Regions from separate parts of the Homo sapiens genome. Here regions 1, 2, 3, 4 and 5 are each linked to region 6. The links are chromatin loops, found by intact Hi-C in ENCODE. Cell type or tissue: Calu3. All regions are shown on one strand.

Region 1 (5,000 bases), 380 kb before region 6:
TTGTATGTTCATTGCTGTGCTATTCACAATAGCAAAGTCATGGAATCAAACTAGGTGCCCATCGACAGTGGACTGGATAAAGAAAATGTGGTACATATACACCATGGAATGCTACATAGCCATAAAAAAGAATGAAATCACATTCTTTGCAGTAACATGGATGGAGCTGGAGGCTGCTATCCTAAGCAAATTAATGTGAGAACAGAAAACTACATACCACATGTTCTCACTTACAAATGGGAGCTGAACCTTGGGTACTCATGGACATAAAGATGGCAACAATAGACACAGGTGAGTAACAGAGTGAGAAGAGACAGAGGGGGTTAAGGGTTGAAAAACTGCCTGTTGGTTACTATGGTCACTATCTGGGTAATGGACTCATTTGTATTCCAAGCCTCAGCATCACACAATACACCCATGTAACAAACCTACAATTGTATACCCTTGTATTAGTCCGTTCTTGCATTACTATAAAGAACTACCTGAGACTGGGTAATTTATAAAGAAAACAGGTTTCAATGACTCACAGTTCCATAGGCTGTACAGGAAACATGTCTGGGAAGGCCTCTGGAAACTTATGATTATGGCAGAAGGCAAAAAGGAAGCAGGCACATCTTCACATGGCAGAGCAGGAGAGAGAGCAAAGGTGGAAGTGCTACACACTTTTAAACAACCAGATCTTGTGAGAACTCACTCACTATCATGAGAACAGCAAGGGCAAAGTCTGCTGCCATAATTCAATCTCCTCCCACCAGGCCCCTCCTCCAACATTGAGGATTATCATTCCACAGGAGATTTGGATGGGGACACGGAACCAAACCATATCGACTCCTGAATCTAAAATAAAAGTTGAAATTATAGAAAAGAAAAAAATAAAAAACTTAAAAAAGAAAAGTGAGCTGCAAAGCTTACCTAACCAAGAAGGGCGCAATCCACAATGCACACTTGAGGTTTGATTATAGAGAATAGTACTAAGAAAAGGACAATTCTACGGGTGGCAGAACAACGAATAGGAAAGTTAAAAGGAGTTCCTTTCAGAGAACAGAATCAATACCTTAAAAGGAACTTCTACCACTTCTGGTATATTGGAGTGGGAAGAGTGTGGCTTCACAATGCCTGCCCAGTTGGATTTCAGAGTACTAAGGCCTAGTGGCTGCCATGTGTCACCATTATCTTCCTTTGAACATGGTAGTTTTGATTTAGCTCTCCTGTACCTGCATTGCCATTGGATGCTGGGTAACAGGAAGAAATGGCCCATTTGTTTGTTTCATAATTTGCTGAACAAAAGGAGCCATAGGAAAATGTAATGGAGAGAATTTCATGTCATCTAGAGATCCTAGATTTTGAGCTGATGGGGACCATAAGGCTTTTTTTCCTTACGGGATTGTGTTCTGCTTATGAGACAAAGGAGCAGATGGATATTTGAGAACAAGAAGGCTATTCTGTGGCTGAAGCTTGAGGAGCTCACCCAAATCTCTGTCTTCCTCTTATTTCTAAGCACAGCAGTAAACGACATTTCTTAACTTTGTGAGGTTGACAGGGCTATGTGACCAAGTTCTAGCCAAGTCCATAAGAACTGAGGGGATACATGCCATTTCTTGTTCCAAGTGGATAAGTGCAGGGACACCTTCTCTATATTCAGTCTATTTCCCTGTTCTTGTGCTTGGATTCATAAAGCACAGCACTCAGAGATAGTGAGACCATAGGAAGGAAGGACTGTGTGTCTTCATGACTATGTGGAACAAAGACTTTACAAACCCATATTGGACTTTTATATGAGTGGAAAGTAACTTTTACTTGATGGAGCCCCAACAATATAGGGGGTGTTGTTATAGCAGCTGACCTATGCTGACTAATAATCGCATGATTACAACACTTTTTTTTCTGCTTGGTTAATTGGTTAGGTGCTAGAGGCACTTATATTTGGATATGATGGTAGATTTTACCTACTAATTAAACAAAAAAACCCTTAGGGCAATACAACATTTAGGGCAAATATTTTTCATATAGGCTTTGTAATTTTAAATAATGCAATCAAGTAAAAATGCCGTGATCAAAAATATCACAATTTCTTGAGTTATACCAATGGCATGTAATTTTTTTATTATTTCATTTTGCATCCTAAGAAAAAGAATCTCTTTTATGCTACTGCAGAACAACTTGCTTTGTCTCCCAGTTACATACAAGAGCAACCTATTTTTCCATCAATATAAAAATATATGCATATATATATGAATACACTGTTGATAACTCTATCTTGTTTAATTTGACTTGAAACATGTTGATACTACAGGGAGAGGGGTGAGGGTGGGTTTTACAGTTCTCACTTCCATGGTTCCCACCTATGTGAAAGAAACAGTCTCCAAACTGGATCAGCTTTTGTGCATTACTCTGTGAGGACTCCAGATCTTGTGTGTGTGGTTGTATATGTGTGTATGTGTGTTTGAATGAGGGGTGGGGTAGGGAGTGAAGTATATCCCTCCAGGGCACTGTAAATGCCCCTGGCAAGCACCTTAAATCCCCTTTGTTCTGTTTCAGGTCCAGAGTTGGCACTCAGAAACTAGAAATGACTAACTGAGATAAAGAACGGAGTCTGTGCATCTTTGGAGGTGTTTGGAAATCTAGGTTGTAGATATCAGAGAAATGAGTGAGAAGGAGCAGGTTAGCATATGTAGGAACAACATTACTTGAAATAAACAGGAATTGGCTGGTAAGTTAGCAGTCTAAAAGCCAGATTTGGAGAGAAGGCAATCAGGATTAGTGAGTCAGAGTCAGCTTAGACAAGTGCTAACTAAACTCTAGCATGACTCACTGAGTTGCAAGAGGAGAGCCCTTTTCCAGCCCTGGATGCCCAAAGCAACAGCCTCTAGGTGGCATTACACAACCTCCCATAGGCAGCCCAGGAATGCTTGTGGGGGCAGCCCTTCACCCTCCTAATGTGAGCATCAGATGCCTTCTGGACAAAGCCCTTCTTCACCAACTCATCTCTGTGTACAGCTCCCGCTTCACGAGGGAAAGGAATGAAGTTGTAGAGTCAATGACACACAGTCAAGAGTGGAATTGAAAGTGAATTTAATGGGGGTATAAGGGAGCTGAATCATTTGCTTTCATCTTAAGTCTCTCTTCAGATGAATTCTGAGCAGCTGAAAACTAGCTCTGGTACTAAGACCTTCAGCTTCATTCAGAGACTCAGAGTGTGTAGGAAAGAAAGCTTCATAGCACATTCTTTTTTGGGGGAGACAGAATGCTAATTGCAAGGCAAATGGGACTCATACGCAGAATGGGATAGGGGATTCAGCATCTGGTGGCCGGCTCCTCAAGGGCATGGCTGTGGACCACATTACTTCTGCTTGGTCTTCTGCTGGGCTGGTGCTGGAGTGACTATTGAAGGGCAGGGCTCAGGCACCTTGGGGTGGCATGGCTCTGGAACCTTGGGCTGGCAGGGCTCGGGCACTTTGGGGTGGCAGGGCTCAGGCACCTTGGGGTGGCAGGGCTCCTTGGTTTTGGGGATGCATGGTTCCTGAGGTGGAGGCTGGCAAGGCTGTTTCACCTGCTGCTGCTGAAGCTGAGGGGGTGGGGTGCAAGGCTGCTTCTGCTGCTGGGAACTCATGCTGCAACAGTGACTGGTCCTGGACACAGAACAGATGATTTAAGCAGAGAATAATAGGGAAGAAGCCATGGTGAATACCACTTCTGGTCTCTTAAAAAGCTATGTTCTTTCCCCTTCTTGACCACAAAGAATACTTAATTTAATTTCTGAGCCTTTGAAGAAGAGGAACCTAAAGATGATTTGCTCTTGCTCCACTGGAGCAGGGCCTCTCCTGGTGCTCTCTTTCTTCCTACACAGCACAATAACAGGCTTCTAGCAGGAATATGAGACTCATAATACTGGACCATTGGAAATGTGAGGTTCTTTGGAAAAAAAAAACCCTAACAAATTAAATCTACTCACTCATTTCTGATAAATAGCATGGCTTATCATCTATTGTATAACTCTGACCTCTCTAGAACCCCAAGCAATCCCACCTGTGGCCTGGCTCAAGTTCTCCTCTGTCTTAAATGTTTTCCTTGTTCCTACTCATTCAAGCACTAACCAAACTCCACAGATCGCTTCATATGGGACTTTTAGTGGCTTCTCTAGAAAAAACCTTCCAGAAATCTCTCTATTCCCAAACTGTCACAGAACTTGCCCTAATCACCTGGCACTGATAAGTTACTGTTATACAATGCATTTTAGCTCTTATTTCCTGATTAAATTGTAGTATCATAGATGCTTAAATTATTTCTTTGCAAACAAATTGCCAAATATAGTAAGCTCTCACAAAAGTATCTGTTGAAAGAATAAAATTCTCTGTATTAAAATTATAAATAAGAAGGAATTATAATGCCAGGGTAAGTGCTGTGGACCTGGGTTCTAGTCATTATCCCATTACAAACTTACTATGGATCCTTGAATAAACCAACCCCCTTCTTGCTGACACAGAAAGAGTGAATGAAGAACTGATAATGTCTAAATTCTCTTCAAGCCTACAGTATGAACACTTTTAAAATGAAGATATTCCTAGAGGTTATAATTCAGTTGAACAGTCTGCATGGCTATGATCAAATTCAATAATGAGGGAAAAAAATACCAAGAATGCCAAGGAGACTCTAATAAAAATTAAATACCTAGAATGGATGCTAAAGAGTTCCAAGTAAAGAGACTCACCTGGTGTGAAGAGAGGAATACTCTGTATGGTCCCTTAGAACTGGTGTAGTGTTCCCAGCCAACTGGCTTTTTATGCATGGAACAAGCCCTGCCTCAAGGAAACAGGATCCATCTGGGCTGCTGTGCCTACATTCCTTACCTGTCAGATGTGATTCACCCCTCTTCCCTCACCCACCTGTTGACTCAACTTTTGTGATGAAACTTGTGGCACTTGCTGTCTGACAAGGATGTCACCTGGGCTTTATCCCCCTGAACACCCTTTGCTCCCAGGTGTAGTGTTTACAGGAAGGGT
Region 2 (5,000 bases), 540 kb before region 6:
GGGCTGTGGGGTGCTCAGGGTGGGAGCACGAGGGAAGGAGGTGTGTGTGATGAGTGAGATAGAGTCCCCATGCCTCTAGAGGAAAGGAAGAGTCATCTCAGCATGTTCAAAACAGGCTTAGGAGCAGACTGAGGGGTCAGCTCTCTTAGGAGAGGAGGTGATAAATAAATGTTGTAATTGTCTTGATTGAAGCTGAAGGATTGGAAAGAGAAAATTCTTAAGACTTTACCATTGTCTAAAGCAGTTTTTCTTTCTTAGAATTTCGATCATCCTTGCTACTTAAGACCCCCAAAATGGTGGAACCCAGGGGTACAGAGAGCTAAGGAAGGAAAACTCCATACTTGAGATGCCTTCTTGAGCCAGCAGTGGCAGTAGTGGTGGTGGAGGCAACAGTTAGATGAACTGACTGGTCCTGACCACACAGTGTCAAAATAGAGAATGGAGAGCAGGTCTGCTGTTTACCAAAGAAGACCGAAACATGGCCCACGTGTCCAATCCTTGCTTGGAGGAGGAGCCGGGAGGATACCCTTGATGAACTGCTCTCAGATTGTTGGTCTATGAAGGTATCTTTCTCTTTCAGTAGATGAAAGGTAATTTCTGGGCTTTGTGATTCTGGAAGAAAGAGATTGGAGAGGGTGCAGGGAGCAACGTACTGCCTAGATGCTGCGGGGAAGGGAGGCTTCAGAAGAGCCTCTTTGGCTTTGGTGGTATTCCTGTTAGCATGGAGAGGAAGTCCACTTCTGCCAGCTGTGGGGTACAGAGCAGGGCTTGGGGACCCAGAAGGGGACTGGCAGGGGATCTGGCACTGCTGCAGCTGCTGCTAGGTCATCTTTCCTGTGTTGATGATACACTGCAAAAAACAGGAGATAAACTTTTATGCTTTAGTGACAGCAGTGGAGGAGCTTCCTCCTGAATGTTCACATGTGAGATATTCCCTCTCCTCTCCCTAATTCTCCATCCTTGGGGACTAAGACCTTCACTCCCACTCACTCACTGCCATGATCAAAGCCATGGTTGCCTCCATTGGAGCACAGCACTCAGCCAAGGGGAGTATCTCTGGGGCTGCACCAAGGAGCCGATGCCTGCCCATGTCTACTCCAAACTCAGAGGGCTGAGGCTGGTTACGGATGCTGCTGTCTGAGACAATCATTCTCACATTGCAATGATTCAGAAAAAAAGCAAAAAGTTTGGGAAGCACCAAGATAGAGTGCCTGTTAAAAAATGGAAAGTGGAGTAGGGGAGTTTTAGTCTGAGGAAGGAAAAGTTTGGAGGAGGGAGCACAAGCCTGCACATAATTCAAGGCTGTACCTTATGAAGACATGCTCCCAAAAGTTCCAGAGAGTGGGAGCAGCACGTGTGGGTGGAAGTGGCAGGAGGTAAGGAAGAAGTTGCTAACACCCTCTTCTCAGGCCAGTAGCAGCACTTCCTAAGTTTATCAACTGTCTGGCCCAGCAAGTGTTTAATGAAGTGCCAACTAATCTTTTGAAGGCCTTTTGGTGGAGAATAATTTGATGGGAGGCAGGACTAAATGACTTTTAGAATGTCATGCAAATTTTCCTGTGTTTTGATATATTCTATTAATAGTTATGCAGACATTTTGTCTTTTCTCCTATTATTGACTGTTTCTCTTCTTCATCTATGCTATTCCTAGTTACTTTAAAATCTGATCTCTCTTTTTTTTTCAGGAGGTTAATACATGTCAGTTTGACATTGTATCATTGAATCAGAATTGAACATCAGAAAGAGTAAAATTCCCAGGCCTTTTTTACCCTAGCCTGGGTACAAGCTCAAGATGATGCAGAAGGAGGAGCAAAGCATGGGATCCAAGAAAGTTAAGTTCCAGCTCAGGTCGAAGAGAATCATGTCTGTGATCTGTGTCTTTGGTTTCTTCATCTACAGCTGTCATCTTGTGGGCTGGAGCATGGTGGCCAGGAAGTGTGCAAGGGGCTCTGGTGTCCATGCAGCCCTCATAGACCTGAGGAGGTATGATTGCTCTAAGCCCCCAGTGGGGTTCCAGTTTGATAGCTGCCCTGGATGGAGATGTGGGAGTGAGAGAAAGGGATATGGAGGCAGGTCTAATTTACTCAGCAGCACCTCAGGTCTTTGGGACTTCCTGGTGTCTGAGAGGAGACAAGCAGAATGGACTTGCTGAGCTCCTCATCTCCAGGAAACAGTTCTTCTATAAGGATTCCTGGGCTGGGTGTTTAGCATCTTTCATATGCCCCCACCCCAATCCCACCATCTCTTTCGGAGACTTGAAATGAAATCGCTTAACATTAACTCACACCACCTCTAGCTCTGCTCTTTAGGATTAAATGAAGTTTAAAGTCATTGAGCCTCTCCCAGAGGCTAGACCCTGTGTGTGCATATGCATGCCTGTGTCCTCATGTGTGCATGTGTGTGCGTGTGAGTGTGTGTGCATGCACATGTTTGAGGGCAGCATAGGGAATGAAGATACAGAGCAACCTGGACAAATACTCTGCAGTCTAGGCAAGAGTGAGTGTGGTCACTGATGTTGAGGCACAGAGCTAAGTGTGGGGAAATATGGCTGAAGTTTGTTCAGCGTGCTGTGGAAATCCATTTGGATGATCGGTGGGGGTGAGTGGGTCACAGAAAACCTCCTGGGGAGCTGTCACCTCCAGGAATGATGTAGAGGGGATTCTGTCTCTTTCTAGGTCAATGCATATCGACCATCCTGTGGCAGTTTATCCAGTCTTTTGTCCTCTAGCTGCATTTGTTTATCTTATTGGATGTAAGAAAAGCTACATCCTTTTCTTCTCTTCACCACCAAGACTTCCTGGGCTGGTCAGCGGACAAGGAGAAGGTTTACCTAATCTCTCAAAATAAAGAAATGGAAACCTAGTCCTAGTGTGTGCCTCACAAAGGACGCACCTTGTGCTCCTTGCCAAGGCATAGCCCAGGTAGCTCTGATCTTTTGATACCACCAGTTCCCAGGTGGTGGTGCTAGAAACACATCAGTGGTTTGGGGCCGGACAGTGGATGATGGATGGGGGTTCTTACCTACACAGGCAGTAGTGTCAGCTTAAAGTTTATTTAAGAAATTCTGCCTGCTAAACTTAAACAAAAAGACTTTAAGCTGTGGAAATTGTAGAGAAAAATATATTCTACATACCTACAATGCAAAGAGCTTGAGAAAAATTTAGGCCCAGGAGAAGAGTTTAATAACAAGATTTAGAACAAGAACCAGAAGCTCTACTCTTTGTTTCAGTCTGAAATCAACCAGCAGGTACATTCCTGTGCACAGTGAAGGGACCCAGGAACCTATAATCTTGACTAGGCAAAAGGGAAGTGGGTGCAATTTGGGGGGACCTTCCCAATCCTACTATAAAATTAGTTCTTATCCTTTCTCTTCCATCTCCACTCTTGATTGTTCTTGAAATTTTTTATCCTTCAGGTATATTTTTCAATTGACTATGATGTGGTTTTGCCTCCATGGAAATAAGGGAGAGGCTATTGTGTGGCTGGTGGGAGGAGAACTGGGATATAATATGATTAGATTCAAACTTCCATAATCACTGAATATGATTAGCTCCCAAGGAAACTCCTGCCAGTTGCACTTAGGAACCCAAGGAAGAAACCCAGATAGGAACCCAGGAGACATCCTCTGCTCTGCCTTCTTCCTCAGCTTCCACAAGCCTGCACATAATTCAAGGCTGTCCCTTATGAAGACATACATTCAATACATCATCCCACATGCCCTCTGTGCCTAATAGAAGCCCTCGTCAGATCAGCCTAATGGTTCATGCAGCACATGTGTGTCCCCACTGCTGCAGGAGACAACCGAGGAGGCTTCTCTAGTGAGCCTCAGTGTCTTATTCTCTTTGTCTTCAGGTTTTATAAACTAGATGCTTTCTAGCTGTTGTTGTCAATGGTTGTTGAATAATGGTACAGAACTCAATTTAGCAGTGCTAAATTGGTTCTGATTAATGATTATTGAATTAAAGGTCAGAACTTAATTTAGCTGGATAGTTAAACAACAGGCATAAATAAAACCCACAAGTAAGCTGAGACCAAGGAGAATGTCCTCAACCCTTTGAGACTTGTGCTACTGTGGTGTGTTGTGCTCTGAGACCCTGGAGACCTGGCCTACAATCATGCCCTAGACCAGTGGTTGTCAAAGTGTGGTGTGGGAACCTTGGGGTCCCTGAGATGCATTCAGTAGGGTCAGTGAGATCAAAACAATTTTAATCATAATGCTGACATTATTTGACTTTTTTACTCATATTTTTTCATTAGTCTATGGTAGAATTTTCCGGAGAGTAGATGATATGCAATGACATCATCACTCTGCCAGCTAGTGCAATATCTACTTATGTAAAATGTGTTATTTTCTAGTTTTAATTTTTAATACAAGAAATATCAATAGATGTAAATCACATGAATAAAATCTACTTAGGGTCCTTAATAATCTTAAGTGTGTAAATTATTTTCAAGGCCAAGTAGTGTGAGAACTGCTGCAGTAATAACTGTCTCTGGGGTCCATCCCCAACAGACTGGGCTCTGTGCAGAGCCAGGCTCACAATTCTGGTCCCAGATGCTGAGCACTCACACATCTATGAACCTTGCAGGGCCTGTCACATGCTCATCCCTCCTGCAGCCCTGACACTGATGGCTCCTTTGTGTACTCTCCTCACCTTCCTTGCATGGCGAGTCCCTAATCAGAAATGGATAGGTGCCTCATGTAGAGGTGGGTCTGGAGGCAGCTGAAATCAGAGACTGAGACTGGGCAACCAGAGGGAAAAAGAAGACCTTCTGACTTGAACCAGGTCCCCTTGTCACTCTTGGGTGGCCCCTGATTGCCTCTAGGGTCCTTCCAAGGATTTACCATTCAGTCTCCACTTTCCTCCATTTGTCCTTTGTCTCTCTGTGACTTTGTCTCTCTTGACTTTTTTACATCTCCAGCAAAGAGCAGAGACATGACCAGTCAGGGATACATATGTTTGATTGGGAAGCAGAGAGAGAAAAAAAAAACATCATAG
Region 3 (5,000 bases), 270 kb before region 6:
AAAACTCCTGAAAGAAAACAAAGGGGAAAGCTTCATGACATTGGTCTTTGAAATTATTTTTTGGATATGACACCAAAAACACAAGCAACAAAAGTGAAAATAGACAAATGGAACTACGTCATATTGAGCACTTTCTAGGCACAGAGAACACAAGGTACATGTTATAAAACCCACATGGTCTTTTTTCTCCCAGAGCTTACATCCTGGTGGGGGAAAAACAGATGATAAGCACATACACGATCAAGTAACAAAAAACTAAATAACGTAATTTCAGATGAGTAATGAGGGCTATGAAGAAACTACGATGTGGTAATGTTTAACTAGGATGGTCAACAAGGACTCTGTGAAACAAAGACACAGAAGCAGGGCCTGAATGATGGGATATGGTCACACAAAGGTCTGAGGACAAAGGCAGAGGAAGAGCAAGTGCAAAGGCCCTAAGACAGGCAGGTCTTGGTGTGTTCAGCAAGGACTGTATGACTACAGCAGGGTGGATGAAGAGCAGGGACTTCCCAAAGCCAAGCAGGGACCACTCCCCCAGGGTATGGGGGCTGTGGAGAGATCTGAGCTTGTAGTGACTTGATCTGAGTTTTGTTTGAGAAATGTTGCTCTGATTGCTCCTGGAAGTTAGGCTGAACCAAGGCAATTTTTTTTTCCTTTTTTTCTTTTATTATTATACTTTAAGTTTTAGGGTACATGTGCACATTGTGCAGGTTAGTTACATATGTATACACGTGCCACGCTGGTGCGCTGCACCCACTAACTCGTCATCTTGCATTAGGTATATTTCCCAATGCTATCCCTCCCCCCTCCCCCAACCCCACAACAGTCCCCAGAGTGTGATGTTCCCCTTCCTGTGTCCATGTGATCTCATTGTTCAATTCCCACATATGAGTGAGAATATGTGGTGTTTGGTTTTTTGTTCTTGCGATAGTTTACTGAGAATGATGATTTCCAATTTCATCCATGTCCCTACAAAGGACATGAACTCATCATTTTTTATGGCTGCATAGTATTCCATGGTGTATATGTGCCACATTTTCTTAATCCAGTTTATCATTGTTGGACATTTGTCTTGGTTCCAAGTCTTTGCTATTGTGAATAGTGCCGCAATAAACATACGTGTGCATGTGTCTTTATAGCAGCATGATTTATAGTCCTTTGGGTATATACCCAGTAACGGGACGTCTGGGTCAAATGGTATTTCTAGTTCTAGATCCCTGAGGAATCGCCATACTGACTTCCACAATGGTTGAACTAGTTTACAGTCCCACCAACAGTGTAAAAGTGTTCCTATTTCTCCACATCCTCTCCAGCATCTGTTGTTTCCTGACTTTTTAATGATTGCCATTCTAACTGGTGTGAGATGGTATCTCATTGTGGTTTTGATTTGCATTTCTCTGATGGCCAGTGATGATGAGCATTTTTTCATGTGTTTTTTGGCTGCATAAATGTCTTCTTTTGAGAAGTGTCTGTTCATGTCCTTTGCCCACTTTTTGATGGGGTTGTTTGTTTTTTTCTTGTAAATTTGTTTGAGTTCATTGTAGATTCTGGATATTAGCCCTTTTTCAGATGAGTAGGTTGCAAAAATTTTCTCCCATTTTGTAGAACCAAGGCAATTTTTGAGGCTCCTGTCTTCTCCCTTACCTGGGATCCTTATCAGAACCCAGCGAGGGGAGCAGGATACACATGTATATTATAAATGTATATTCTAAACTTAGTCAAGAAGAAACTAGTGTTTAGTAAGGTAGCTATGATCTACTTACTCATGACAAATGCAGATCTCTTTGCCATGTATTGTACATCATGGTTTTTCTGGAAAAGTGCATCAATTTAAAAAGTATGTTTTTGTCCATCTAAGCACATTCAACTCTGTTAGACCATAGATGCCCATGTGAGATCCAGAGGAGAGGGTCACTGTAGCCACATGGCCTCTTGCCAGAGGACTTTCTCCTGATGCCTGTCTCCCTAGCAGTGCTTCTGCCTCAGACCAGTCCTACTGCATTTTAACATGAACTTCATCCTGTTATCCCACTGCTGCCCCTCAGAGTTCTTGAACAATCTGGTGCTGCCCTGCTGTCCAGTAAGAGTAAGCATGAGGCTGGCAGGATCTGTCTTTCCACATGGGCTGGAAATCATCCACTTACTTGATTTTCAGCTCCCTTATGCCTATTGCAAAAGAATTATGGAAGGACGTAGTGGATACAAAATATTATCAAGGTCAGCCTGCATCTCTATTTTATCTCCCTTGGCTTCCTGAGCTCCAACAAACTAAACCATTAATTCCAGTCACACCCACAGTGTCCCTCCAACCCCATCTAGGCCTAACTCAGTTCCCTCTGGGGCTCTGCTCCATCTTCTTTTGGTATTCATCCCCCAGTACCTATTCTTCAAAGCCCAGTTCATATACCATCTCCTTCAGAAAGGTGCATGAGCGTACCCTAAGCCTCTGTGGGATTTCCCACCTCAGTGCCCAAAGCATTGTATAGGCATGAGCTCTGGATTTGGACAACTGGGTTTGAATTTCAGTGGCTAGCTGGGTGACCTTGACCAAGCAACTTGTCCTTCTGAACCTCAGTGTCCTTGTCTCTCAGATGAGGAGGATAATCATACCAAATCATGGCATTGTTGCACCAGAAAGTTGAGATCATGCATGTAAAGCCTTTGACACTGACTGACGTGTGGCAACACTCAATAAATGGGGCACAGTTATTGTTAGTAAAAGTACTTTATGCATTTGTTTCATATCCTTGCTCTGTCTGAATCCTTCAGGGCACAAATTTCCTTATTCATCACCGTTTTCTTGGAGGTGTCTCACGCAGACCCTGGATGCCCAAGCTTTGCATTTAGGAGCCTCCCTCAGGTGAAGCCCTTTTCTCTCGGTCCTGCAATTCTACATCACAGCCCTAGAGGGTAGCAAGAGATCACAGATACTTTGGAAGGCTAGCAGGCATCCTGAGTGCTCTTCCTCTTGGCTAGCTTTTACCAGTGGTGAGCCACCCATTATAGCTTCTTGCTCAAACTGTATTTTTATTCCTTTGTGCTAGGAACATCCCAAAAGCAACAAGCCAAAGCCTATCATTGTAGTCCTTTGGGGCAACCTCCTCATTTCCCCACAGACACAGTTTGCTTTAGCTGGTAAGTTAATCAAAATCAGTTAGGATTTCCTAGTACAGAATATGTGCCCTTTACTGGGTTTCATTTTAAGGGATTAAATGGGTTCAAGAATGCAAAATGCTTTGAAAAATTCCTAACACATAAGAAAGAAGCAAAGTCTGTTTTCATGGTCTAATTAGACATGAGTAAAAGGCACAGAGGAAAACAAAAGGAACTTCTGAAATCCCAAATATGCTGTGTGAACCACTGCTTTCATTTGCTGAGCCCCTTTCGTGTGCTAGACACTAACCTAAGTACTTTGCAAGTGTTATTTAATAACGAAACCAATGCTGAAAGGTCAATATTTTTGTCTGCATTTTAATAATGAAGAAACAGATCAGAGATATGATGTAGCCTGCCCAGGATCACATAGAATGTAAGCAGAAGAGCTGGGTTCAATCTCAAGTGTGTGACTCCAGCAGACATCCTTTTAACCTCCACAGCAGTGCCTCACCTGGTCAGCTTGTTTTGTTTGCTTATAAATTATTTATTATTTTTATTATTTCCGTTACCTAGCAGAATGGTCCAAATGTTGATTTCTGAGGCATAAGAGCCAATGTTGTCCTTCCTATGTGTGATATTGTGGCATTACCGTAACTTTTACTCCTGGACAGGACAGTCTGGAGGAGATTTTTAAATGCTTGGAACTAAACAGTAGCATAAATATTGCATATCAGAACTCACTAGATATACAGAAAAAGCAATAAAAGTAAGGAGAATTAAGACTTTAAAAGTTTATATAAAATATGAAAGGCTGAAAATTAATGATCTAATACAGGAAAGTGGAATTAAAAAATAAATGCTAAAGAAAGTATATGTAGGCCGGGCGCGGTGGCTCACGCCTGTAATCCCAGCACTTTGGGAGGCAGAGGCGGGCGGATCACGAGGTCAGGAGATCGAGACCATCCCGGCTAAAACGGTGAAACCCCGTCTCTACTAAAAATACAAAAAATTAGCCGGGCGTAGTGGCGGGCGCCTGTAGTCCCAGCTACTTGGGAGGCTGAGGCAGGAGAATGGCGTGAACCCGGGAGGTGGAGCTTGCAGTGAGCCGAGATCCCGCCACTGCACTCCAGCCTGGGCGACAGAGCGAGACTCCGTCTCAAAAAAAAAAAAAAAAAAAAAAGAAAGTATATGTAAGAAAATACTAAATATAAAATGAAAAATTAATAAAATAAAAGACAAAGATATATTATATGAATCGACTAAGCCAAACCGATTCTTTGAAAAGGTGAAAAAAATAGTCAAAATTAAAAATGTTGACCAAGATAAAAAAGAGAAAAAAGTTAATATGGAAAGTTAAAAAAGGGTTGTAACTATAATTAAAACAGAAATTACAAAAAGAACCGAATTTGTAATAAATCTCAGACTTAAATGAGAAAGAGAAAACATTAGGAAGATTAATCAGTTGCTGTTGAACTTTCTTACTGTAGAGAGACTTTATTCAAAAGGATTATTGCAAGGAGGGAAATGGACCATTGCAATAGGAAGACACTCTGATTATAAGGTCCATAAATATCTCCTGTCAAACTTTCTAGATGTCTACAGTCTAACATTTTTTATGCCCTTCCTCCTGTTTTCTCAGCTCACCATTTTACCCAGGCTGTAGCTATGGCAACCACCTATGCTGAGGAGTATCCCACAGCACCTCACTTCAGCTGCACTAGGTGTCTCTCACATCTGCCCCAGGGCTCTTGACAGCCAGGCTGTGGAACACTCACAGCCGACTACTCAGTCATGCTGGTGGAAGCACAGGGTGGAAACGTGAGGAGGTTAACATCCTCCAGACAACCACTGGTTACTAGACATAGGAGTACACAGAGAGCAAGCATTCTTTTCAGTATCTC
Region 4 (5,000 bases), 580 kb before region 6:
AGTGCTGCTCAGTCCTGCCTCCTCCCACTCACCTTCCCACACCTGGACACCTGCAGCCAGGCATCTTTCATGAAGGCCTCTTCTGTCCTAGAGTAGGTCTGAGCTGGGATTTTCTTTGAGCAGCAAACCAATCCAGCTGCATCCAGGAACCCCACAGACTGCCCTGCTTGGTACCTCCCTTTGCTCCTCAGTCCACTCTGTTCTGTTCTGGCCTCTGTGTCCCCACTCAGGCTGTCCTCATCAAGGTCACCAGCCACTCTGCATTTCTTGACCAGTTAGTATTGGTTGACTCCATTGATTTTCCTTCCTTTCTTGGACACCTGTCTTCTCTTGTCTTTCCAGTCTCCACCCTCCTAGTTTCTCTTCCTTCACTGACCGCTCTTTGTCAGCTGGCTGTACAGGCTCCTTCTGCGCTGTCCAACCTTGAGATCTTGTGGAGTCCTCAGCTCGGTAGGGCCCTCTCTTCTTCTCCTTGGGTGATCTCAGCCACTCACATATCTTTAAATACCTTCTATGTGATGACAGCTCTCAAATATGTACATTTTTGGCCCAGATATCTCTGAGCTTCAGACATGTACCCACATATCTCCTAGTCCTCACCTCTCTGCATCCACCTAGTGGCCTAAGCCATAAACTTGGGAGTATTTCTGCCTTCTTTCTCCTCCTTTACCCCACACATTGAGTCCCCCTGCTACTCCTGTTAGTTATTCCTCCAAAACACTTAGCGTCACCCTCTTGTCTTTGTCTCCACTGCTGCCATCTACCACCTTTAGCCATAACTCTAGTAGCAGGTCCTTCCTCTCCCTATTTCATGCTTCCTCCAACATCCAGCCTTTATACATTTTGCAGATGGAATAATCTTTTGAAGCTTTGAATCAAATAAAAAGCCTCTACTGAGACCCCTTCGGGGTCTTCCCGATGCATTTTGAAAAACATCTGAACAGTATATACATGTTGTCTGAGGTTTGATGGGATACATGCTCAGGCAGGTGTGTGTTTATGCCTGTGAACAAACCTAAACAGATGCAGGTGCATATTCACCCTGGCCACAATGTGCCCACCCCAAGATAGCCCTATTGTTTAGGGTCTGGGACCCATCAGTGTCTGGCATCATGCTTGGCATTAGGTGCTCAGCAGGAGCTCAGTGAATGGATAAATGAGCTTTTGGTGTCCTCTAAGTGTAAACTCCACAAAAACAGCACTTTTGGTCTGTTTACTGCTACATCTCCAGCACCTAAAGGAAAGCTTGGCATACAGTAGCTACTCAACAAAGATTTGTTGAATGAAAAAATAAATGAATGAGAACACAATGAGTAATCTACAGATAGGCTTTGTCATTCTGGCTATTTAGGAATCAAAGGTAATGTGTTCAGTGACACTTTTGTCAGTCAATTCACATTCAAGAAAATGTTCCCTCAGATTTCCTCTCACCTCCAGCACGCTGCCATTGCCACCATCATGTAACCCATCATTTCTGTTGCTCTCACCTCAGATCGGCCTTTCCACATTACCCGAGCTAAAGAGCACCCCTCTTCCCTGGTCATTTTGTTTCATTTTCTTCAATTTCTTATTTATGCATTTGCTGAGTTGCTTTTTGTCTGTCTTCCTCCTCATGTGAGCTCTGGGAGGCAGGGATTCTGTGTATCTGGTTCGCTGCTGTAACTCCAGTGCTTGGCTCATAGGAGATTCTGTGTCACTTACTCTCACATAGGAGAAATTTGTTTTAAGGGAACAATAGAAGTGGTGGAGTCTAGATTTGAATTCCAGAAGTCTGATTCCTGAGCCTATGTCCTGAACCATTATTCGTGTTGCTCCCACCCTATAAGTAATGTAACTCTGTCTTGCACATATAGCCTTCCTCTGACTCTGTTAGATGCTGCATCTCTGTACTCTTGTCTTCTCCACATGGAGCATTGACTGGACCCGAGTGTGTGCGGCCATCTCCAACTCAGGCCAGACTGGGTGTGATTAGTAGAAGGCCAAGTGCCTCTATGGCCAGCAGGTGGTGCTGTTGGGAAGAGAAGAGAAAAGGGGTCCCCAGCGGCTTCTAAAGGAGGGAGGACTGGTTATGAGGCTGGCTTGGGAACCGGGTGATGAGGGAGGTTGAGTTGAGAAGGCCCTGCCAGCTGACCACCTCTTTTCTTTCAACCATGAATGGCGGTGGTGGCCCCCACGATACCACAGTCACCACCATCACCCCTGACCGACAACTCCAGAACACCAAGCTCCCCTCTGAGCTGGCCCTACAGGGCGAGTGGCCAGACTCTCACATGCTCGTCAGTTGAGACAGGGTCTCAAGGATGTAACCCAAACTATACATTCATTTAGTGTAAAGGTTATTCCTTCATGCATTATCCCCTGGATAGGCGACCTTAGGGGATGCCTCTCACTCCCTACCCTAGTTTTTGATGAACTCCTAAGCCATAGATTCAGTTTTAGAGATAAGTATAATAGTCCTTAAAGTATGATATTAAACATGACAGAGAGTGTGTCATCAAAGGTATTTCCCCTGGGTTAAAGCTTGTATTTTTAAACCAAGAATATGGGCATTGGAATCAGATGAGCTGGGTTTCAGCTCTGGCATTGATACTTACTGGCCGGATAATCTTGGTCAAGCTGTTAAACCTTTTGGGTCCTCAGATCATTTATCATTCATTCACTCACTTATTCCCATGTACCAGGATCTAATGGCAAACCACTGTGCCTTAGAAGAAGAGAAGTGAGTGGGAAGAGGTTCCAGTATTTGAGCAATCCCTGGGTGACCAGCCTGGCTGGACCCTCCCACCCCCATGCCTGCTCTCCATGTTGTCACTCAGTGTGGGCACTTCCTGATCCTCAGTGGCATTCAGCATTTTGCACACTCTCTCCTTCCTGACTTTTCTCTTAAATCATTGACTCCTTCTTAATCTTTTGCCAAGGGCTCTCTCTCTTCTCAACCTTTAGCTGTTGAGGTTTCTCAGGGCATGGTCTTAAGTTCCCTTCTTTTCTTAATCTATATTCTGTCACTGGATGATCTATACACCCCAAAGCTAGAATGCTACCCCTACGATGATGGCTCCCAAGTGTAGATCTCCATTCCTGAATTTTTCCCGCGCTCCTGACTCATAGATGTAAGTGCTTACTTTGTATTTCTGCTTGGTTATTCTGTATGCGTCTCAAAATTGACAGGTTCAAAACTGAGCCCCTGGTCTTCTTACCTGGACTGCACCCAAACCTGTTCCTCCTTCAGTCTTTCCCAGCTGCTTCTGGAAATGGTGGCTGCTGCTGCACAGAGACTTGGCTATAGCCATGGTGTCCCCAGTGGCTCCCGCTTCACCTCTTGCTTGCTTCCTCTAATCCATTCTCCACACTTTAACTAGAGCAATATTTACAATCTGCAAATTGAATCTTGTCACTCTCTGCTTAAAAATCTTTAATGCTTCACTCTTAGGGCAAAAGTCAAAACCTGTCACGTGGTCTCAGAGGCTTGTGGGGTCTGCTCCTGCCCACACACCTCCTGTCCCTGTCTGGGGACACAGTCCCTCTCACTCTCTATCTTTGTGTCTGAGACAACAATCAGGCTTTTCCTATATCAGAACCATCTTTTGTTTTCACTATAATTTTTTTCTTTTTGTCACCTGGACAACTCCTCCTACCTCTCCAGTTTCAGATTAAATTTTATTTTCTCATGGAAGATTTTCCTGATCTCTAATCTAAATTAGGTTCTCCAATTCATTATTTTATATAACCTAGAACTTTCTTTTGTTGAATGTAACAAAATTTAGAATTATGTATTTATTTTTGTGTATTTCTTATATTGATTGCCTCTTTTACTAGCTCATATGCTCTGAGTGCAGGGACTGTGTTTGCTTATTTATCATTGCATACCCAATACCCAGTATAGAGCTTGGCATGTAATAGGGGCTCAAAAATACTTGCTGAGTAATAGATTAATGAAAGGAAGTTTGCCTTGATATTAGACTGAACTTTGCTGAATGGGAATAGATTTTGAATGCTCGCATCAGCTTTGGAGGGTAATGTGAAGAGCATCTAAACTAGGCTATCTCAATTGTTATCTCTGAGATCTCGCGTAGGTTAATTTCTTTGAGCCTTAGTTTTTTGTCTATAAAATAGTCATATTAATATGACCTCCTTCTTTTGCTTGTTATAACGGTTATAATAGCAGCTAATATACATAAAGTGCTTAGAAAATATCTGCCACATAATATTCACCATTATTATCACTTTTAATATTATTATTTCCACTCTCTTCCTGGTGCAGGAATCACTCTACAATACCTTTGGCAGATAGTTTTGCCATCCTAGTGATGGGGAACACTCCTCTTGAAATCTCTAGCTACTTTTAATGAAATCCAAACTATTTACTATAGAATTGGCTTCACTATCATGTAAATCTATGTTAATAGTAACTATCTGCTAATAGTAATAATCATATTAACCCTTCACATTTTACAAATTACTAAATACTTCCACAAATACCTCATTCGATCCTGAGGACAGCCATCTAGGATGGGTGGGTGATCATCAGTGCAATTTTACAGATGCAGAAACTGAGGCTGGGAGATTTGCCAAAGATCATGCAGCATTTACGTAATCCAGGACTTCATTATAAAAAATCTCCAGAAGAGCTGATTGTTCACTGAGGGTGCATAAAACTATTCATTGGGAGCAGAAAGAAAAAATTTGAATTTTTTCTTTATGTATTTTTATCTTTTCTTTTAAAATTGTCTGTATTTTGTGTTTGTCTTTTAACTTTCATGATGTTAGAATGACAGTACATATCTATTGCTTCTAAATAATATGTATGTATTATATGATGAACCCCAATAGAACTTTCAACTCTTTATTAAAATATGCATTCAGAAAAGTGCATATATTGTAAATGTCCACCTCAATGAATTTTCACAAACTGAACACAACCAGATAAGCAGCCCCCAGATAAAAAAATAGAATGTTACCAGCAACACAGAAACCTTCCTTCTTCTCCCATCCAATGACCA
Region 5 (5,000 bases), 82 kb before region 6:
ATCTTTTTGGAATTTATTTTTTCATTTACTCATACATTGTTTTGTGTTGATTTAGTTCATTCATTTTGAATTTAGAATCTCAGCACACTGAGTGAATATCTAATAATGAACCATGTACCTTTCATGTAGGAGGCATTTGGCTTGTCCCCAGATTTTACTATTTTGAGGAGTGCTAGCAGTTCTAAATTTTTCACTTCATATCAGCTGTTAGAAATATTATCATAGTTGTTATAATGAGAAAAGTATAGCAGAATAATCGATATAACACCAGAGAAAATGCACAGGCACCCAGAAGAGGATGGTCACCCCAACCGGCAACTAGAAAGCCAAACTGAATCTCTCTGAATGCGGGAAAGGTCAACCCAGGGTTTTCTACCACACCCTGTGAAGGGAGACTGGCCACATGACCCGCACTCTTGAGCCAGCTTTCTGTCCCCAGCCAGGACAGGGCTGGGCCCCATATAGCTAACATTGACCTATGGGGGGATGCAGCAAGATGCTGGTGAGGCTTAGTAGGGAAGAATTTATTATGTTGAAGAAGAGTGAGCCTGCCCATCTGGAGTAATATTTAGAACCTTCCTCGTGAAGATTTCAGCATCTCAGAGTCCAGGACAAGGAAGACAAGAAAAGGAGGGAAGAGCAGCAGCAGGGCTGGGTAGGTCTTCCACATCTTATTTCCTCCAGTACTGCTTGTATGAGGTCTTCATGGCCCAGGTCAGCAGCAGCCCACAGAGCAGCAGCAGGAGCCCCCAGAGCTGTGGCAGCAGCCAGAGCCCCCAGACAGCTGGCCGCTGCCACTGCCACAGCAGTTAGAGCTCTGAGGTCAGAGTCAAAGGGGCCAGTGGGGCTTGTGGTGGCTCAAGCAGCAGCCACCACCCACAGAGCTGCAACAGCCCCCAGAGCTTGAAACACAGCAGCCCCTGGAGCTAACACTGCAGCAGGAACGGACTGGAGGTGGGCATGGGGCTGGGCACTTAGGGGGACATTTTGGGGGACACTTGGGAGGAAACTTAGGAGTACACTTGGGAGGGCATTTGGGGATACACTTGGGAGGAGGCTGGCACTGCTGTTGGCTCTGCTGGCAGGACATTTAGAGAGGAAGTCAGGAAACCTAAGGAGAAATTTCATAAGCCATTAGCACAAATGTCAGGCAGATATGTATGTTGTAGACAATGAATTTCATTGAATCCTCACTCCCAAACAAGATATTTTGTGAAGATGATCCATAAATTGAATTTGGAAACTGATATGAAATGAACTTGAGTGCAAGAAAAGCTTTCCACCTTGTGTTTCTTTCTTTTTTTTTCCCCCAGTGAAAAATGCTGACCATCTTTCTACATGAGCTCCAAAATCAACCCCATAGAAGGCTTCCTAATTTGGAAACACAGCTGGCCATATGTTTAGAAACAATCCTTTAATGGATCAGTCATTCTTCTGCAGGTCAGATGGGTGTCTCTGAGAACATTTATTGGAAGAGGAGTAGAAGGAAAGAGATCAGAGGCGTAAACCTGAGCCCCTCAATTCCTGTGACTACTCTTGCTTTGTTCCTTCTCCTCTTCCTCTACCCCACTGCTCATGAGGCATTTCTTCTTGTTACTCTCCTTCCCTAAGTTAGACATTCACAGCCCCATGGTCTGCTTCTGGCATATATTTAGCAAACCAAGAGAAGTGGAGGGAGGTTGTCACTAACAAGGATACATAAAAACAAGCCCAGACCTAGGTCAACTGCAGGTTGAAGAATTCTCACACTTGTCCCTCCAAACCCAAGTGACTTCTTCTTCTCTGCCTGCCTTTTTCTGCCCTCTCTCCATGCAGTTCTGTCTGGCACCCATGAATCACCATCCAGAGCCTTCTTTGCAAAGCACTGACCTGGTTAGTGGAGGAGCAAGGGCTGTCACTAACAAGGCTAAGGACTGAGGACCCTGGCACTGGAGGCCTTTTATCCTGGGATTGGTGTCTCCCTGGGAGTGAGGCACATCCTGTGTATGCAGAACAATCACTTTCATTGCCTTAGAGGAGGTTGAACTCTTCTCACACACACTTCCAGCCCCAGGGCTCCAGGATTTCCCTGGACAGGAGCCAAGAGGAATCCCACAGGCTAGAGACTACTCCATACACGCTCCATAGATCTGCTGCAAGCCAGCCGTTCCACCTTCATACAGTCACTCATTCATTATTCCAATAAATATATATAATCTATCTTGGGCCCATAATTTTGCCAGATATCAATGACACAGATGATGTAGATTGCTCTGAGGATGTTATGGTCCCACAGTACAAATGTGTAAACAATGATTTGTAAGTTTTTGTACCATGTGATCTTGAACTCTTGTTCAGGTTTCATACAGCATTTCCCCAAGGTGGTTTTACAGTCTTTGTACATGTCTGTCTAATCTATGAACAGTATGAAAGTACGGCATGTTTTGTTAGCCTCCATATCCCATGTGCTTTGTACAGTATCTGGAACAATAAACATAGGAAAAAGATTAAACAGCAGGAAAGAGGAAGGCAGATGTTTAGAAAGCACTGAGGCATATACTCAGGCCATAATGGTGCAGCCTCTTGGCTCTTAGAATCTCTTGTATGAAGATAGATTCCCAGGAAGGTATAGTGTTATTTCACTAATACAGAATACTAATTCCTGAGAAATAAGTTATTTCAGAGCATAGCTCTGTGGAAATGAGACCAGGTTGGCAGAAGGTGGACCTAGAAGAATCCACGTGAGCATGGAAGTAAAGGCTTTGGGGAGCCTAATGGCCCCTAGAGGGCAGTGGGCACATGCAGGGCTGGTGTTGCCATCAGAGGAGGGAGGGGGTTTGAAATGTGAATAAGTTAGAATACAGACAGATATTATGTTGAACTTGGAAGTTCTAACAGACTTTTTATTGGGGGTTGAAGGTAAAGGCTGAAAGTGCTTGAGAATTAGAATAATTGCATTATTGAGCATGTCTATAGGTAGATACCTTACAGAGAAGGGAAATAAAATAAGACATAAGTGGATTTAAGTTGACATTGATTGCACCTACTAGTTAGTAAACACAGGGTTAAATTACTGTGAATAAGGAGTTAGCACTAACTTAAGGAGCTCCTATTGTAGTTAAGGAGCTCCTTAACTTTTTTTTTTTTTAATAGAACAAAGCGATCCTGTAATAGGTTTTTGCCAGGGCTCAATATAATAGGCAGATAGAGGAGAGTGTCACCTAACACAAACTGGATTGCCTCCTTGGTAATTAAGTAACCACTAAAGACACACAAGTGGAGAAGGTTACTAAAAAAGAGTATGCATGCTGAGAGAAAAAAAAAAGACAAAAAAGAGATAGAACCAGGCACAGAACCTTAGGGGTATTCCAACTTTTAGTGGGTAGGCAAAGGAGATGTAAAAATTAAGGAGTCTAAGAAAGAAAGTTGAGGCACATAGCTGGAAAAATAAAGAGAAAATCATGGTATTTTGAAAAAAAAAGGGAAAAGAAATTTCAATAAAGGACATTATCTTATATTATCAAATGCTAGGGAGACAGAATCCACAGCGACATTGGAAACAGTAGTTTCATAGTGAGGGCTAAAACTGCCTTATAATAATTTTGGAAAGAAACAGGAGAGATAAGCAGAGATCACTATTTCAAAGAGTTTAAGAGATAGATAAACAATGAATTTTTTAAAGATGGAGAAATCACAATTTCTATATGTAGAAGTAAGGTCACAATGGCAAATTGTCCATATGATGTGTGATGTTGACTTAAAGAACTACAGCAGTTCAGAGAGATTGGTTTTTAAGAAAAATTATTGAATTTTTAAATAAAAAGCTCTAATTTTAAGGGCAGGGGGTTTTAAAGAAAGAGCTACTTAAAAGCCAATGACAATTGATGAAAAGTGATGATGATACTGACCCTAATTATACCTCTGGTCAAGAGAAGCTTGAGCTGACATTAGAGACACAGAAGGTTGAAAGAAAAGAGGGAACAGGGCACAGTGTCTCACGCCTGTAATCCCAGCAGTTTAGGAGGCTGAGGTGGACAGATCACGAGGTCAGGAGTTCGAGACCAGCCTGGCCAACATGGTGAAACCCTGTCTCTACTAAAGATACAAAAATTAGCTGGGCATGGTGGCAGGTGCCTGTAATCCCAGCTGTTAGGGAGGAAGAAGCAGGATAACGGCTTGAACCCAGGAGGCAGAGGTTGCAGTGAGCTGAGATCATGCCACTGCACTCTAGCCTGGGTGACAGAGCAAGACTCCATCTCAAAAAAAAAAAAAAAAAAGAAAAGAGAGAGAGAGAGAAAAGAAAAGAGGAAGGTGACTAAAACAAATGGGAGGTATTTCAGAGTATTCATATAAAAGAATAGTTTTGGGGTCCGTGAGACAGTGAGACTTAAGTTGGCATTCCTGCTTCTTGAGAAAGTTGTGCAAACTTAAGCAAGTTACGGTTAGGGTACAGTTTCATTGTCTTCAAAATAGTGATCATAGTTCTGCTCATTTGTAAGCATGAAGTGAAATATTACCTATAAAGCACGAGTACAGGACCATGCAGGTAGCTAGAACTCAAAAGGTGGTACCAACTTCTATGGCTACTATTCTTACTACTCTACTGATTATTATTCTTTCACCTGCTTTGGTATTTTAATAGGCATTATTGTGCCTAGTAAGGCTCCTTTGTCACAAAGAAATGATATTACCTGATACAATTAGAACTGTTGATTTTGTTCTGTTTTTCTTATTGAACTCAACAAAGGCCATATGTGAATATTTATGAAGGTACATATGGAAAAAAAAATGAGGGTTAGGTGTGTCTCATTCTATGTCACTTATTAAACATATTTAATGTGCAAAGTATTGCAGCAGGTAATATGGAAGATTCAGAGAGACTTGGAAACCACACTTATTTATCTTCAAAGATGTACTTACAAAGTTTACCATCTAGAAGACCAAACAGACAAGTACTCCACTATTCTCTACAAAATTAAGGTGTGACTCGAGATAGAATCTTAGCAATGAAAATAAACAAG
Region 6 (5,000 bases):
TGTTTCCTCCTTTGGAATCTACCCTGGGGCTGCTGACATATTGAACAAATCATAACCCCCCACCCTCCCCCACACACACACAGTCAAGCCAAAGCCTCCATCTTGTTCATTTCTCTGTCTCTAAGATATGGCACAGTTCTTGTCACATAGATGATGTCCAATAAATGTAGATTTCCCCCTGAAATGGAAGCACCACAAGAGCAGGGATTATCCTCCCCTCTTTTGCATACTTCTATATTCCAATGTCTAGAATAACACCAGGTAATTAGTAGGAGCTCAATAAATAGCTGGTGATATAGGAATAATATATGAATGAATAAATAAAGGAGAAAAGAAAGGTAGCCAAGAAGGGAGGGAGGAAGAGATTGGGGAAGGGAAGGAGGGAGGGAATTATATCTGAGGTAGAGGAAAGGATACCAGTTGGCATTTCATGGTAATATTGGGTATTGCCATTTTCTCTGTGTGCCTCTGCCATCTTCTCTAAGCATCTAGAAATGGATCTATGAGATGTGAATAGCGTGGAATAATCCCTCCCCAGCCAGCTGACTCAGTTGCCAGAAGCCAGATATTGGCAAGAATTTGGATTGGCTAATCCCTCTAATTCCCAGGGACTCTTAATTCCCAGGCTGGATCTTCCTAGGCCAACATCTCTCCTCCTATTACCCTCTTTTTTCCTGTCTTTCCTTTCCCCCTGTGATTTTCAACAGCTACTTACCCTTTCAGTTGTGCTCTGTCTAGGTTCCAAAAGATCCACTCACCCTGGTCAGACCCAGGTGTGGAGCAGGCAGTCCCCAGGGTGTCAGGGCAGATGAGAAGCGGGGTCCTGACACACATTTTATAGGCAGGCACTCGCCTGACTGGGCCTTAGTGAGCCATGGTTCTGGGTGGAGCAGGAAGTGGTTCCTCCCATACTGGGGCATCTGCAGGGTAATTCCTGACATTTCCCTCCCTGTCTCTTCAATCCATCCTTCCCAGGGAGATACTGAGTTACTCTTCTGAAGCTAGAGAACGAAATCTCATCAAAGTATATTATTTCCTAGGCTGGGACTCCATAAAGCGGCATAGGATTCCTGACCCTTGAGACAAGAATCTGGTTTCTCAAGACTCTATGGTCCTGTTCCTTCTTGGAAATAAATAAATAAGTTTCCTTTCTTCCTAATTCAGTCTGTGATCCAGCTTCTCACTCTCTTTCTCTTTTCAAAAACATATATTAACTGTAACTTTTTAAAGAGGATTCTTTTTTTAAATGTTTTTTCAAAATAAGGGATCCTATTGCATTCATTGAATGTCGGTGTTCTCCCTGTCTATCAAAGTTCTTCTGTAAGAACTGGATACTTACACTCTTTCCCTTCACAAAGTCTTCCCAATTTTAAGAAACTATGTTTTACTCTTACATTTTACTTAAACATTTGACATTTCAATGACTTTCTGCTAGCAAGAAATAGTATAAATATCTACGATTTCTTAAAACGTCAGGTACAATTGCTTTTGAACTATATAGACCTATTTTCACTTTATAAGTCACATTTTTCTGCCAGTAAAATTGTTACAAGTTCGCAAAATGAAATAAGTACATTATTATTTCAGGATATTCTTTTTGTCCATCAGTTCCTCCATGTTAACCTATTAGAGATTTGTATCAGTCTGTGTCCATTCAGGAAAACAGAAACACTCCTTATTTTGACAGAAACAATAAGCATTGGATTAAACAGGTGTTAGAGGATTGAAAAGGCAAATATGGAGAATTCTAGCATCACGCGGAACAGCTATTGCCACACTAAGGATAGGGAACAAGGGAAAGGAGATGGACTTCTTGAAACCTAGGAATTTAGAGGAGAGACCTGCAGAGCGAGAACCCAAGCTTCTGAGGTGGGACACTGGCTAGTGGGGCCGGTGCTTCTGAGGAAAGGAGAAGAGGATAGTTCTGGAAGTGTGGAGAAAACTGGGAACAGGAACCAACTGCTGCTGCCAGATTAAAAAAAAAAAAAAAAAAAATCTATAGGGTGACACTTACAGGCCTTTCTTTCTCTCCTGACTTCTGCGTCTCTTGCGCCCCCTAGTGACAAAACCTAATAGAGGACTGCCCGCGAAGTAGAACCACGGTTGCAAAGCCCAGGCCAGCATCACGAAGTAGAGCCCAGAAGGGTAGGTTTGGAGCTGACAGACAAGAGTTTATCAGTCCACAGAGAGCTGCTGGGGTAGATGGAGAAAATAGAGAAGCATGTTTCAAGCAGGGATGCGTGCATGATTCCACACTTTAAAAGTGCAACTAAAGTCAGTAAATGCAGAGTAAGTAGATCTATATGACTCCAGTTGAGGGTTTGCATTGCTGAAAAATGGAAGGAGGAAGACTATATTTAAAAGCCAAGTTGTAGTCAGCAGATGAAGTTGAAAATTAGGAGAAAATTTTTTATTTAATTGACTTCCTTCTATCAGTAGCAAGGAGACAGTGCAAGCTTTTGTGCAAGGCTCAAAGTGTTTAGGGTCCAACAGCAGACTGGGAATTTAAAAAAAAGTCCTCTAGCTCTGGCTTTGCCTGCATTTTCATTTGTGACTTGGGATCAGTCATTTCACCTCTGTGAGCATCAGTTTCTCTGTCTAAGGTCCATCTGACTTTAAAAATGTAATGGCAATATAATGAAAGCAGTTTTATGTTTTTTTTTAAAGTGCTTATCTGTAGCTCAAGCAAGGAGAAGAAGCACGATTATTCTCATATATTTTCTTTTTTAAGAGATATTGTTATGTCACCTAGGCTGGTCTCAAACTCCTGGTCTCAAGCAATCCTCCCACCTCAGCCTCCTGAGTAGCTGGGACTACAGGCACATACCACCACGCCTGGCTCTAATAGATTTTAAAATGTCTTTTGATAACAAAAAATTTCATAAAATTCTAGTGTCAGTCAAAATGAAGAAAAAGAAAAAATAACCTAAACTTGTGAGTTCCAGTTCAAGAAGGCTGACTGAACACATGCTGCAGACTTTTGCTAATTACTGTTTAGTGGAATAAGAATATTCTCTTTGATTACAGGTTTTCAGAGGTCTGTATTGAGAACGGTATTAAAGTTTGTTAAATTTTTTTCTACATCTATTGAGATGATCTTTTTGTTTTTTCTTTAATCTGTAAATGCACTGATTATATTGGTAGATTTTCTAATTACAAAACATACCTTCCCTTGCAAACTTTCCTCATTAGATAAGATGAAATAGTTATTGAGAGACCAGTTCTCCTAACTAACATAACTATAAAACTCAGATTAAACCAGAAATTGTGTTTTGGAAGGCAGCAGAGAAGTGCTGCAGCAGTGTGAACTGGAGGAGCTAAGACTCCAGGGAGAGGAGCTGACTTCTGCAACCACTTTTAATCCTGAGAGTATTTGTCAATTCTGGGCAGGTAAAACACTAAGAATCCAGATTTTAAGCATGGAAAGAACATAGCTGGGAGACAAAGAAATCAACTGAGCCTGTAGCAGAGACATGGGGGCCCTCAAGTGCACACCTAGTTTTCCCCTAAGGTATTTGACAAGTTCAGGGATATGTAGGACAATAAGCTAAAACCTAAGTGGGAAGTCTCTAGAACGCTGCAAAGCTTTTTATGGTTGATGAGACTAAGATTAGAGTTCAGGAATATATCTGTTAACTATGGCCTCAATTATAGTGCACAACGACAACGTAATAAACAAAATGCATAGAACAATTATTTATTTAGCTTGTGAGAGTGCAGGTCTTCAGGGTGATGGAGGTCAAATGTGACCTAGGCTGGGCTCAGCTGGGTGGTTCAGCTCTGCTCCACGGGTCTTTCATTCCTCCTTTTGGGTCCTGTAGGCTATCTTGGACATGTTTTCCTTGTGGGCATGGGATACCATCACTGCTCCGTTATTCTATTGACCAAAGAAAGCCAGAAGGCCAAACTCGAGGTCAAGGGATTAGGAAATATATTTTGCTCCTCAGTGAGGGGAACTGCAAAGTCACAATGCATAAGGGCATGAATACTGGCAACAATGCAATCTATCTCTACCATGGGAAACCAAGGGAGGGGAGGCATCACCAAATACTTCAGGCAAATTCTAGATTTATTGAAGACTTGAAAGGAGAAGAAAAGCGTATATCTTTATTCAGAAAAAATAAAAGCAAATATATATTATGTTATCTGAGTGAAAAAATAATTTAAATATTTAAAATTGAGGAAAACATAAATGTGTATACCCAGAAAACAATGAAATAAAATGAGATGGCACACAATATGAAAAATTTTACCATAAATAAAGCAAAAATGTATATGAGTGAAAACTAATTGTGAACAAATGAACTTTGATGTGTATGCATAGTTAGTCTAAATGAAGAATGGAAATGAGCAATATAAGTCCTCTGTTAAGATTCTTAAAATATAAAGAGCATACTTCAGGGGAAATTTTGGCAGTCAACATGCATGTACTACCTAGATTATCTCTTGTCCCTTTTTACTGCTCTTGTGCACACTGCCCACCCCAACCCCCACCTTCTGTTGTTTTCTCACCTTCAACAGCCAGTACCTGCAGCTCTTCATCAGTATCTAGGCTGCCCTTGAGTTCTGGAGCCACTTTGCCCATACATGCAGAGAGCTGGAAGTACTAGGGATGTCCAGGTGGGCAGGTTCTAAATTCCCTTAGTTTTCTCCCATCTGAGAATGTCTCTATATCACCTTCATTGTTGAAAGACAGAAAATTATTTGCTGCATGTAAATATCTGGTTGACAATTGTCATTTTTGTTGTTTTCCTTCAGTACTTTAAAAATGATAAGCTACTTTCTTCTGGCCTCTGTGATTTCTGATAAGAAATCTGCAATGATTTGAATCTTTGCTCCTGTTTTAGTGATGCATCATTTTTTCTGGCTGTTTTCAAGATTACTCCTGTGTCTTTAGTTTTCAGCTGATGTTATCAGGGTTTTTTGAGCTTAGCTTGGGATCACTCTTGGTGATTTCATGAGTTTTGGGTTCACTCTGATTCTTGAAACTGTATGTTTAT

What was found. Hi-C counts contacts between places; a loop is a spot of excess contacts. Peaks named below come from ENCODE experiments on the same cell type or tissue, not always from the same donor. Only the 100,000 strongest peaks of a DNase experiment are listed, where the experiment ranks them.
Region 1: a loop joins it to region 6, with 2.6 times the contacts of the local background. A loop is called at or near these places in 4 of 110 quality-filtered maps.
Region 2: a loop joins it to region 6, with 4 times the contacts of the local background. A loop is called at or near these places in 7 of 110 quality-filtered maps.
Region 3: a loop joins it to region 6, with 6 times the contacts of the local background. A loop is called at or near these places in 8 of 110 quality-filtered maps.
Region 4: a loop joins it to region 6, with 6 times the contacts of the local background. A loop is called at or near these places in 24 of 110 quality-filtered maps.
Region 5: a loop joins it to region 6, with 2.0 times the contacts of the local background. A loop is called at or near these places in 6 of 110 quality-filtered maps.

The regions. Positions count from the first base shown.
Region 1 is chr1:153,030,956-153,035,955 of GRCh38, reverse strand. SPRR1B (small proline rich protein 1B) reads right to left here and starts at 4,753. Exons shown (of 2, transcript NM_003125.3): 1 at 4,709-4,753; 2 at 3,056-3,629. The coding sequence starts at 3,610. The coding sequence ends at 3,341. In Calu3, a CTCF peak has its summit at 2,886 (motif pointing right); DNase peaks (open chromatin) are centred at 2,865 and 4,885.
Region 2 is chr1:153,190,862-153,195,861 of GRCh38, reverse strand. LOC101928009 (a long non-coding RNA gene) reads right to left here. Exons shown (of 3, transcript NR_110685.1): 3 at 4,186-5,000. It also overlaps a transcript of SPRR2G not described here. Among named protein-coding and RNA genes, the nearest start is that of LELP1, 10 kb to the left of the region's middle. In Calu3, a CTCF peak has its summit at 2,973; a DNase peak (open chromatin) is centred at 2,961.
Region 3 is chr1:152,924,197-152,929,196 of GRCh38, reverse strand. No RefSeq gene overlaps it. Among named protein-coding and RNA genes, the nearest start is that of IVL, 18 kb to the right of the region's middle. RefSeq lists silencers at 2,822-2,901, 2,912-2,961. In Calu3, a CTCF peak has its summit at 2,969; no DNase peak of the experiment used is centred here.
Region 4 is chr1:153,226,462-153,231,461 of GRCh38, reverse strand. No RefSeq gene overlaps it. Among named protein-coding and RNA genes, the nearest start is that of PRR9, 11 kb to the right of the region's middle. In Calu3, a CTCF peak has its summit at 2,050 (motif pointing right); a DNase peak (open chromatin) is centred at 2,011.
Region 5 is chr1:152,733,608-152,738,607 of GRCh38, reverse strand. It overlaps the pseudogene LCEP2. Among named protein-coding and RNA genes, the nearest start is that of KPLCE, 17 kb to the right of the region's middle. In Calu3, a CTCF peak has its summit at 2,763 (motif pointing right); no DNase peak of the experiment used is centred here.
Region 6 is chr1:152,651,263-152,656,262 of GRCh38, reverse strand. It overlaps LINC00302 (long intergenic non-protein coding RNA 302), which reads right to left and starts at 786. Exons shown (of 2, transcript NR_145430.1): 1 at 716-786. In Calu3, CTCF peaks have their summits at 1,846 and 2,049 (motif pointing left); a DNase peak (open chromatin) is centred at 2,072.